2 separate regions of the Homo sapiens genome follow, and region 2 is linked to region 1. A link is a loop called in an ENCODE intact Hi-C map of the cell type or tissue named here. Cell type or tissue: OCI-LY7. All regions are shown on one strand. Links, peaks and the distances in the headings refer to the core of each region. The heading gives the core; the rest is flanking DNA. Region 1 overlaps BORCS8-MEF2B (BORCS8-MEF2B readthrough). Region 2 overlaps ARMC6 (armadillo repeat containing 6).

Region 1 (5,364 bases), core at 76-5,075:
CCCAGCTACTCAGGAGGCTGAGGCAGGAGAATTGCTTGAACCCGGGAGGTGGAGGTTGCAGTGAGCCAAGATCACGCCACTGTACTCCAGCCTGGGTGACAAGAGCAAGACTCTGTCTCAAAAAAGAAAAAAAAAAAAAAAAAAAGAAGAAGTGGGGATAATAGGAGCCCTTAAGGCCCACCTCCAATGTTCCCTCCTCCAAAAGCCTTCCTATCCTCTTACCACTTAGGATCCTTCCACCTCCCCACCCTTCCTTCCAGCTTAGCACTGATCCAGGGGGCGGGGTAGAGTATGTGGCTGGTTCTGTGTCCCCCAGCCTGGGGGTTCCTTGGGCCCGGGCCCAGTGCATGGTGGCACCAAAGGGGTGTCTCCACGGGTTTCTTTCTTTTCATTTTTTAGAGACAGAGTTGCTCTGTTGCCCAGGCTGGAGTGCAGTGGTACAATCATGGCTCACTGCAGCCTTGAACTCCTGGGCTCAAGTGATCCTCTCGCTTCCATCTACCAAGTAGCTGGGACTATAGGAATGCACTACCACACCTGGCTAATTTTTAAATTTTTTTTTGAGGTGCACTGGGTGTCTCGCTTGTTGCCCAGGCTGGTCTCGAACTCCTGGGCTTAAGCGATCCTCCTGCCTTGGCCTCCAAAAGAGCTAGGATTATGGATATGAGCCATTGCGCACAGCCTCCATGGGTTTCTTGAAGAACTGGAGAATCTCAAAGAAGGTCTAAGCAGTGAAAGGGAGTGGGGGATAAGCCTGGGGCACCCAGAAGCCTTGTTCAGGGATACTGTAGGGAAAAGAAAAAAAAAAAAAAAGGCTTTCCAGGGGCCTGAGTGTGCAGGACTCTCCGGGAACCCAGAGGAGTAGGTCTGAAATAAAAACCAGGACTCACACCAATGGCTAAGGACAAAAACCCAGCGGAAGTCTGATTCTTGTCCTGACCACTGTGGACGGAGCAGGGGGCAGGTCGCTGCCCTGTATGGGTCTCCTTTTACCCCATCTGCAGATCAGGGTTGGGATCCTTTCTGGGTGATCTCCAGCCTCGTGAGCACTATGCTTCTGTTTGGATGCCCCATGGCACGGAGAGCTCACTGTCTCTCTTCTAGCTGCCTATCTCTGGAGTTCTGCCGGGAGTTAAATTTTTTTTTTTTTTTTTTTTGAGACGGAGTCTGGCTCTGTCGCCAGGCTGGAGTGCAGTGGCGCAATCTCGGCTCACTGCAATCTCCACCTCCCGGGTTCAAGTCATTCTGCTGCCTCAGCCTCCCGAGTAGCTAGGATTACAGGTGCTCACCACAGCCAGCTAATTTTTGTATTTTTAGTAGAGATGGGGTTTCACCATGTTGGCCACGACGGTCTCAATCTCCTGACCTCGTAATCCACCCGCCTCGGGCTCCCAAAGTGCTGGGATTACAGGCGTGACCCACCATGCCCAGCTGGGTGTTTTTTGAAATGGAGTCTACCTCTGTCGCCCACGCTGGAGTGCAGTGGCGTGATCTCGGCTCACTGCAACCTCCACCTCCCGGGCTCAAGCGATTCTCCTGCCTCAGCCTCCAGAGTAGCTGGGGATTACAGGCATGCACCACACCCAGCTAATTTTTGTATTTTCAGTAGAGACGAGGTTTCATCATGTTGGCCAGGCTGGTCTCCAACTCCTGACGTCAAGTGATCCGCCCACCTCGGCCTCCGAAAGCGCTGGGATTACAGGTGTGAGCCCCCGCGCCTGGCCAGTAAATGCTATTGAGTGAGCTCTAGGAGTGCCCTTGCTCTCCACCCTGACAAGGGAGGCTGCGAGCTCTTGTTCTGAGAGCCCTCTGGCCTCTCAGAACCTCAGTTTGCTCTCTGAAAAATGGGAGCGAGGGCATATAGGGTGAAAAAGGGTGGAGGGTCACAGTGTGCCCACCAGGGCCAGCCAGGACTGCAGACAATGACCGCTAGGAGGCTGAACTTCCCGCCAACGCTTTGCCTCTTGCGCCCCCTGGCGGCTAGAGTGGGCGGGGCGCCCTCCAGGCAAAAAGGGCTATCGAGCATTCAAATGAGATGCAAATTAACCAGCGCCCCCACAAGCCCTTGGACTCGGGGTGACGAGGTGTCTGACAACCCAGAGTCTTGATCAGATCCCTTTTATCTATTTATTTATTTATTATTTTTTGAGACAGAGTCTCGCTCTGTCACCCAGGCTAGAGTGTAGTGGCTCCATCTTGGCTCACTGCAACCTCTGCCTCCCGGGTTCAAGCAATTCTCCTGCCTCAGCTTCCCAAGTAGCTGGGATTAGAGGCGCGCACCACCACACCCGGCTAATTTTTTATATTTTTGGTAGAGACAGGGTTTCACCATATTGGTCAGGCTGGTCTTGAACCCCTAACCTCAGGTGATCTGCCCACCTCAGCCTCCCAAAGTGCTGGGATTACAGGCGTGAGCCACCATGCTCAGCTATTTTGTTTTTTTATAGAGACAGGGTCTCTCCATGTTGCCAGGCTGGTCTCCAACTCCTGGACTCAGGGGTTCCTCTAGTCTTGACTTCCCAAAGTGCTGGGATTACAAGCGTGTGCCACCGCACCCGGCCTAGACTCCTTTTAAGAGATGACTGGGCTGGGCACGGTGGCTCACACCTGTAATCTCAGCACTTTGGGAGAACGAGGTCAGGAGTTCAAGACCAGTCTGGCCAAGATGGTGAAACCCCGTCTCTACTAAAACTACAAAAATTAGTTGGGCGCAGTGGCAGGTGCCTATAATCCCAGCTATTCTGGAGGCTGAGGTAGGAGAATGGCTTGAACCCAGGCGGCAGAGGTTATTGTGAGCCGAGATCGCGCCACTGCACTCCAGCCTGGGCGAGAGTGAGGCTCCAGCTCAAAAAAAAAAGAGAGAGAGATGACTGTTAGTCGCTGGTTGAGGTTGCATCCAGGGGCTATGAGTGACTCAGAGCCCTAGAAGGGTCTGGTGGGGCCCCCCACACCTGCCTCCCTCACCCCTAGCTCCTAGCGCCCCAGACATCCTAGGCAGGTCCTGGGAGGCAGGCAATAATCCCATTCTGCTGCCAGTTTGTCCTGAAGGTCTGAGCAAGAGGGCTGGCTCACAAATACCAGTGTTTGCTGGAGAAATGGTCGCACGAAGGACAGATGGACATTGAGAGGTGCCTTCAGAGCAGGTAAGAAGGGAGAAGGACTCTGGAGGCCACACACCAATCAGTGCCCTAAATGGGGTGGCTTTAGGCTCCTCCCCACTCCTAAGCTGAGTAGGACAGTGGAGAGGTGGGATAATGGCACAGAGGCCCCCCAGTGTGACCTAGAAGGAGGAGAGGTAGGGCTGAACCCCCTTTCCAGGCCTTCAGATGCCTTGACAGGCCCGATGTCCTAACAGGATGCCCTCTGTCTCCCCTCGGGACACCCCTGCTCTTCCCATCCGTCTCCATCAACCACCCCACAGTGCCAAGCTGAGGGACCCTCCCAGAGCAGTGACTGGAACCTGCCTCGACCCCAAACAACTCTTATCTGACCTCCCTAATACATTGTACTGGAACAAGGGATTCTGGGGTAACTGCATTGGCACACAGCTGGCCTTGGAGATGCATAACTTGTGGAGGCCTGGTCACCCAGGCTTGGCATTCACAGTGGTCAGTGCAGGCCCTTCTGCAAACAGCAGCAGAAACGGACTCAAAGCCATTTTGGCAAAAATCATAATTTAGGGGTCCATGAAACTGAAGAAATGAAATTGGCTAGTGTCAGGTACAGTTGGATCCAGGGCTCCACACAATGTTCTCAGGTCCCCCCGGAACCCCTCGCCCCGGCCTGGTTCCCATACACCCAGCTCAACCTTCCTGATGCTCCTGGTAGAACTCCCAGGAAAGGTCGCTCATTGGGTCACGTGTCCATCTCAAACCAATCACTAGGAACCTAGGACAAGGGAGCTCTGATTGGCCAGGCCGAGGTGCCACATCCACCACTGGAACTAGGGGTGGCTTCTCCATGTGGCCTGAGCCTGGGGTGGGCGTTGCTGCTTGAGGCAGAATGCAGGTTGGGAGGGTAGATCTGCGAATGTCCAACTCAGCCTGTAGAGAAGGTGCAGTCCAGCCTTCCTTATCCAGATGAAGAAAGGGAGAACCAAGGCTGGGTGCGGTGGCTCACACCTATAATCCCAGCACTTTGGGAGGCTGAGGCGGGAGGATCACGAGCTCAGGAGTTTGAGACCAGCCTAGCCAACATGGTGAAACCCCGTCTCTACAAAAAATACAAAAAATTAGCTGGGGGTAGTGGTGTGCGCCTGTAGTCCCAGCTACTTGGGAGGCTGAGACAGGAGGATCACTTGAGCCCAGGAGGCAGAGGTTGCAGTGAGCCGAGATCGTGCCACTGCACTCCAGCCTGGATGACAGCCAGATCCTGTCAAAAGAAAGAAAGAAAGAAGGAAGGAAGGAAGGAAGGAAGGAAGGAAGGAAGGAAGGAAGGAAGGAAGGAAGAGAAAAGAAAAGAAAAGAAAAGAAAAGAAAAGAAAAGAAAAGAAAAGAAAAGAAAAGAAAGGAAGAAAGAAAGGGAGACCCAGAGAGGGCCAGCACCAGGCCTATGTCACACAGCACATCAGAGGCAGGCAGGGCTGGGACCAAACCAAGCCGGGCTCTGCTCTTCTCTGACTGTGCCCTTTTTTTTTTTGGTTGGGGGGCGGCGGGTGCGAAGTCTCGCTCTGTCGCGCAGGCTGGAGTGCAGTGGCGCCATCTTGGCTCACTGGAACCTCTGCCTCCTGGGTTCAAGCGATTCTCATGCCTCAACCTCCTGAGTAGCTGGGATTACAGGTGCCCGCCATCACACCCGGCAGAGCCTCTTTTTGTCCATATGTATTTGGGGGTGAGACCTGCCTTTTGGGGCTGAGGATGAAATGAGATGACCCCTGTGAAGACTTTAGCCCAGGGCCAGGGACTTGATAGGTGCATAATCAGGATTATTTTGATGGCAGTTATTGGTCCAAGGGTCGATGGGGGGCCAGTGAGAGTCCAGGAGCAGCAAAGCCACTTCTGGACTTCTGGGAACATGGACGGCTGGGCCTGGAGGCTCCGGGCAGGTGCAGGAGGAATGCTGGCCACACTCGTTCAGTCTTCAGTCTCTGCCTGGCCCAGCTTCAGTCAGGCTGGGGAGCAGGGGCAAGGGCCAGGGTGGTCTGAGAGACAGACCCAAGGCATGAGGCAGCACCTGAGGGATGACCCCGGGCCAGACTAAGGTGGAGCTTGGTGGTCAGAGGTCCGGGTGGGAATCCTGGCATTTCTGGGCGTGGGCGATGACCCTGAGCTGGCTGCCTTACCTCTCGGGGCCTCAGTTTCCTCTTCTGTAAAACAGGGCAGTGCTTAAGGTCCTGGGACAGGAGAGGGGGATGACTTGACCCTG
Region 2 (5,364 bases), core at 65-5,064, 120 kb before region 1:
CATAGGCTTCTTTGTTTTTCGTGTCAGTCAATGCCAAATCAAAGCCCTTTGGGCTGGTGGTTTCTGTAGAACCACCCTGATTCAGTCTGAGGGCAAATAATCTCCTACACTTCAGGCTCACAGATTCATCTTTGGCTCATGCTAAGACATGTCCCGAGGTCATGTAGTTGAATGGCAGCTAAACTTATCTGAGTTGTTTAAAGTATTTTCTCCCCAGTGGCTTAGAGTTGAATTTGGATAAATCTGCTCTCTGTACAGTGTAACCACATTTGGCAGGTGCTCAATAAATGTTTGTGGAGTGAATGAGAGAGATGAAAGGAGACATCAGGATGGGTATGTCTGGTGAATGTGGCTTTCTCCTTCCTTGGAGAGCTGACCATTGACAGGTGTGCCAGTTTGTTACAGCTGTGTGACAAACAACCCAAACAACAGGCATCTTATTGTTTCTTGTGATTCTGCCTGGTTGGGCTCAACTGGATGGTTCTTCTGCTGGTATCGCTTGGGGCCTCTTGATGGCAGGTAGGGCTGGAATGTTTAATATGTCTGCATTTATGTGTGCAGCCCTTCGGCAGGGACACTGAGTTGTCTGGATCTCTCTCTCTCTCTCTGTGTGTGTGTGTGTGTGTGTGTGTGTGTGTGTGTGTGTGTCAGTCTTCCACGCTATGGCCTCTGAAGCTCAAAGCTCCTAGAATCACAGGTCTGGAAGTTGCCAGAGCTGTAACTTGCCCCACATCACTTCCACTGCAGGCCCAGATCCCAGGGGAGGGAACCTTGCAGGGGTCCAGACACTGTTGCTGTGGCCATGGGTTCCTCTTGCCTGAGCTGATGCTGAGGTTTCTCCCATGTCTCCCAGATGCTCAGTGACCTCCAGGAGTCTGTGGCCAGCTCTCGCCCCCAGGAGGTGTCAGCATACCTCACCCGCTTCTGCGACCAGTGCAAACAGGACAAGGCCTGCCGCTTCCTCGCGGCCCAGAAGGGGGCCTACCCCATCATCTTCACTGCCTGGAAGCTGGCCACTGCAGGTGACCAGGGCCTTCTGCTCCAGTCCCTCAATGCCCTGTCGGTGCTGACTGATGGACAGCCAGACCTCCTGGATGCCCAGGGCCTGCAGCTCCTAGTGGCCACGCTGACCCAGAATGCTGATGAGGCTGACCTGACCTGCTCTGGGATCCGCTGTGTGCGTCACGCTTGCCTGAAACATGAACAGAATCGGCAAGACCTGGTGAAAGCTGGCGTGCTGCCTCTGCTGACTGGTGCCATCACCCATCATGGCCACCACACTGACGTGGTCAGGGAAGCCTGCTGGGCCCTGCGTGTCATGACCTTCGATGACGACATCCGTGTGCCCTTTGGCCATGCCCACAACCATGCCAAGATGATTGTGCAGGAGAACAAAGGCTTGAAGGTGCTCATCGAAGCCACCAAAGGTAAGAGCTGGGGGCCGACACGAGCCAGCGAACAAAGTGGGCGGGTCAGATGTGACCAGAGTGAGGGTCAGGGCTCAGGACTGCTTTAGGCACGGCAGGCTCAAGGCTCCACTCGCCCCTCGGCTTAGACCTGCCTGCATGGCAGCCCTCGTGAAGAGTCTCCCCATGTTTTCTAGTGGCTCCAGGAGAATTCCAGGCCAGCACTCAGGGGCCAGGAGCAGGCCACAATCCCATCTCTGGAGCTGTCTGGGGAAGGGGCTTGCTGTGTCCAACTCCAGGGGCTGAGAGTGGGGAAGGGGGACCTCCCCAGAGGGAAATAAGAGGACTCGGGGGGGCTGGCTGGCATGCACCATGGCAGTCTCAGCTGGATGTGTACACGCTTGATCATATTCAGCCACAAATCCTTAGGCATATTCATGTGTCTGGCTCCAGGGTGACCATGGTGAGCCAGCCCTGGGAGGTCACAGTGCTGACCGTCAGACCCTAAAGCTTCTGTCTTAACCCCTACCCCCATCCCATCCACTGAACCCACCAGAAAAGTCCTGATTGACACACAGAAGGTGTTAGGAGGATGAGTTCCCCTTTCTTGCCTGCCCCGTCACTCTGGTTCTGTGGCCAGGCCTGTGTGGGGGTTCTGGCTCTGTCTGCTGAGGAGATGGGCCCACCTCAGTCTCCCTTCCACACCTCCAGCAAGGCTGAAAATGAGTCCCGACCTTCTGCAAAGTCAGGCTGCTTTTCCAGGAGGTAGCTCACATCTTTCCTGTTTTATTTATAGGAGCTCCAATCAGTTAGGTTTCTGCCAGAGACAGGATATGTATATATGAAGAGACTTTTTGGTAAGGAATGGGATCATGCAATTATGGCAAGTCTGTACTCCATAGGGCAGGCTGGAAACCCCCAGGCAGTCCCCTTTTCGGGGAAACACCTCAGTTTCCTTCTAAGGACTTCAGCTGATGGAATGAGTCCCATTCACATTGTTCAAGGTCATCTCCTCTACTTAAAGGCAACTGGGCTGGGCATGGTGGCTCATGCCTGTAATGTCAGCACTTTGGGAGGCTGAGGTAGAAGGATTGTTTGGGCCCAGGAGTTCAAGACCAGCCTGGGCAACATGATGAAACCCTGTTTCTACTAAAAATACAAAAATTGCTGGGCGTGGTGGTGGGCACCTGTAATCCCAGTTACTTGAGAGGCTGAGGCACAAGGATCTCTTGAGCCTAGGAAGGAGAAATTGTGGTGAGCCAAGATCACGCCACTGCACTCCAGCCTTGGTGACAAAGCGAGACTCTGTCTCAAAAAAATTAATAATAATAATAATAATAATAGATAGCTGATTGTGGATGGTAACCATGTGGACAGAATACCTCCACGGCAACACCTAGATTGGCATTGGGTGGAACTGCAGAGGGCTACAGGTGGTCACAGGAACTGACCGTCGCAGCCCTGTGTAGGTGCAGGATCTTCGCCCTCTTGGCGTGAGTGCCGGCACCTGCTTCCTGGTGCAGCGCCTCTGGGCTCCATCTGCGGCTCCTGTGTTCAGTTTTGGCCACGTCAGCCCAGTCCGTATGTGTCCCTCTATGGTTCTGGAGTTTCCTGTTGCACTTAGAGAAGCCATTCCTACCCCATGATCATAAAAATAGTCTTCAGATGTCTTTTTTTTTTTTTGCACTATTATAGTTTTCTTTTTTTAGGTGAGACCATGAGTTGGTATGGAATTTATTTGGGGCATGATGGAAGGAAGCGGGTTGGGGGGCACATTCTTAAGTCTTCCCAGCAGCCAGCAGGGGGCACTGCAGGCCCAGGTAGCCCCTGGTGTTCCCTGGGGCCTTCCTGGTGCCCGTGGCCACTCCAATAGGCAGAAGGGCTGGACTCTTCCAGTGGAGCAGGATCTCCACCAAAACAGAGGGCCCTGCGGCTGGTTCTTCCCGCCCCCACCACCGTCTCCCTTTCTCCCTGCAGCGTTCCTGGATAACCCTGGCATCCTGAGCGAGCTCTGTGGAACCCTGTCCCGCCTGGCCATTCGCAACGAGTTCTGCCAGGAGGTCGTCGACCTCGGGGGCCTGAGCATTCTGGTGTCCCTGCTAGCCGACTGCAATGACCACCAGATGAGGGACCAGAGCGGCGTTCAGGTATGAAGTCCCCCTGGCCCATTGCGTGCTGTCCTTCTGGGTCCCAGTCAACCGGACGAGCTATAGTCAGAACAAGCCAGCCCTGCCTGCCAGTGTCGGAACCAAAGTGCAGTTTTTCTTTTCACGGACCCAAGGGCAGGAACCAAAGGTCGGGGGGGAAACAAACCCACCTGCTCTCCCTTATTGTCCTTTTGCACCAGGAAAAGGATGGTAGGAAGCATAGGGTTGGGGTGTGTCGGCCAAGGCTGGGATACTTGGGTTAGTTCCCGCACCTCTGCCTCAGTTTCCCTAGCTACAGAATAGAGCAGTGTCCCTACTCATTACTCCGTTTAGCAGCCGATTATTGAGCCCTTCTCCATGTGCCCATCCACAGCAGGGAGCCAATCAACAGGTGCCTCCCTATCCAGCTGCAGCTGCAGGAAAGCCCCCAGGGGTGCCACGGTCCTGCGCCCCCAAGCCCAGCTGTTGACGTCAGCCAGCCTCTTTCTGTGCAAGTGGCCAGGAGCTGAATGGGAACCAACTTCAGCAAATGAAGGGATACATTTTGCCCTGTACTCCTGGGCAGTTGGGGGCAGGGTCCTCAGGTTCTCCATCGGGGGATCAGCAGTCCCAGTAGCACCTCATCCACTGTCCTCAGTGCAGGGCAGTTAGCGCCTACCCTGGGTCTGTGGCCGTGGACAGGGGGACCCTGTGCTCTGAAGGCCGGCCTGAGTCACATGCCCCCGCTGCCCCTGTCGGGGTAGGGGATCAAGTCACCTGGATGGTACCGTTTGGACACAGGCAGCCTGAGCCACAGGCATCTGCCACCCCTTCTCGTTAGTCACACCCTGCAGTCACACCATACCTGTTGGTCAAACAGCAAAACAGCCCCACATTCTCCCTCAGAGCCCTCTCCCACAACCAGCGGCCTGGCTGGAGGTGAGCGGGCCTTTCCCTTGTGCAGGAGCTCGTGAAGCAAGTGCTGAGCACCCTGCGAGCCATCGCAGGCAACGACGACGTGAAAGATGCTATTGTCCGTGCTGGTGGGACGGAGTCCATCGTGGCTGCTATGACCCAGCATCTGACCAGCCCCCAGGTACCCACCTCGGGGGGCACACACAGTAGCAGGGTGGTGGCTGGAGTCCCAGTTCAGTTTCTGTATCTGCATGAAGCTCTATTCCCCTGCAGGGCCAGGGCAGGGCTGGTGAGGGTCGTGGGCATTGGCTCTCAAATGCTGACCTGCGTATGCATGACTTTGGGTGTCCTGGAGTTACCACCAGCACCCTGCAAAGATCTGACCAGGCCTATTGCCCTTGTCACCCCTAAGAGCTGAGCTGATATTTTTGTCACCCTGCCATTATTACACAGGAGTTGCCAGAGACCCACGGAGGGGAGGCCGCAGGGTGTTCACCAGGGGTTGGTGGCCATGGCAGGATGTTGTGGGGGGTCTATCTGCTGCATCTCAGCCTTTCTGTGACTGGCCCCTGCAGGTGTGTGAGCAGAGCTGCGCGGCCCTGTGCTTCCTGGCCCTGCGTAAGCCCGACAACAGCCGCATCATCGTGGAGGGTGGCGGGGCTGTGGCAGCACTGCAGGCCATGAAGGCACACCCGCAGAAGGCCGGCGTGCAGGTGGGCAGGGCAGGGGATGGGGGCAGGCAGGCTGGTGTGGGATGTGCAGGTAGGTGCAGAGAGGGCATGGGAGCAGGTGCGGTGTGCGGGTGGGTGATGGGGCAAAGGCTCAGTCCCTATCCCTATCCCTGTCCCTGTCCCTCCCACAGCCGAGCCCCATAGGGCCAACTTCTTTCTCATCTTGCAAAATGTGCTGAATTCTGC

Evidence for each region. Hi-C counts contacts between places; a loop is a spot of excess contacts. Peaks named below come from ENCODE experiments on the same cell type or tissue, not always from the same donor. Only the 100,000 strongest peaks of a DNase experiment are listed, where the experiment ranks them.
Region 2: a loop joins it to region 1, with 8 times the contacts of the local background. A loop is called at or near these places in 17 of 110 quality-filtered maps.

What each region holds. Positions count from the first base shown.
Region 1 is chr19:19,173,249-19,178,612 of GRCh38, forward strand. The region is part of intron 5 of BORCS8-MEF2B (BORCS8-MEF2B readthrough); the gene reads right to left. BORCS8 (BLOC-1 related complex subunit 8) reads right to left here. Exons shown (of 6, transcript NM_001145784.2): 6 at 3,658-4,212. Among named protein-coding and RNA genes, the nearest start is that of MEF2B, 5.7 kb to the left of the region's middle. RefSeq lists an enhancer at 1,132-1,633. In OCI-LY7, for the core only: a CTCF peak has its summit at 1,972 (motif pointing left); a DNase peak (open chromatin) is centred at 1,973; H3K27ac peaks cover 609 bases.
Region 2 is chr19:19,050,769-19,056,132 of GRCh38, forward strand. It overlaps ARMC6 (armadillo repeat containing 6), which reads left to right. Exons shown (of 9, transcript NM_001199196.2): 5 at 854-1,427; 6 at 3,384-3,553; 7 at 4,497-4,628; 8 at 5,023-5,160. Among named protein-coding and RNA genes, the nearest start is that of SLC25A42, 11 kb to the right of the region's middle. RefSeq lists enhancers at 988-1,488, 3,252-3,311. In OCI-LY7, for the core only: CTCF peaks have their summits at 3,189 (motif pointing right) and 3,388; a DNase peak (open chromatin) is centred at 3,223.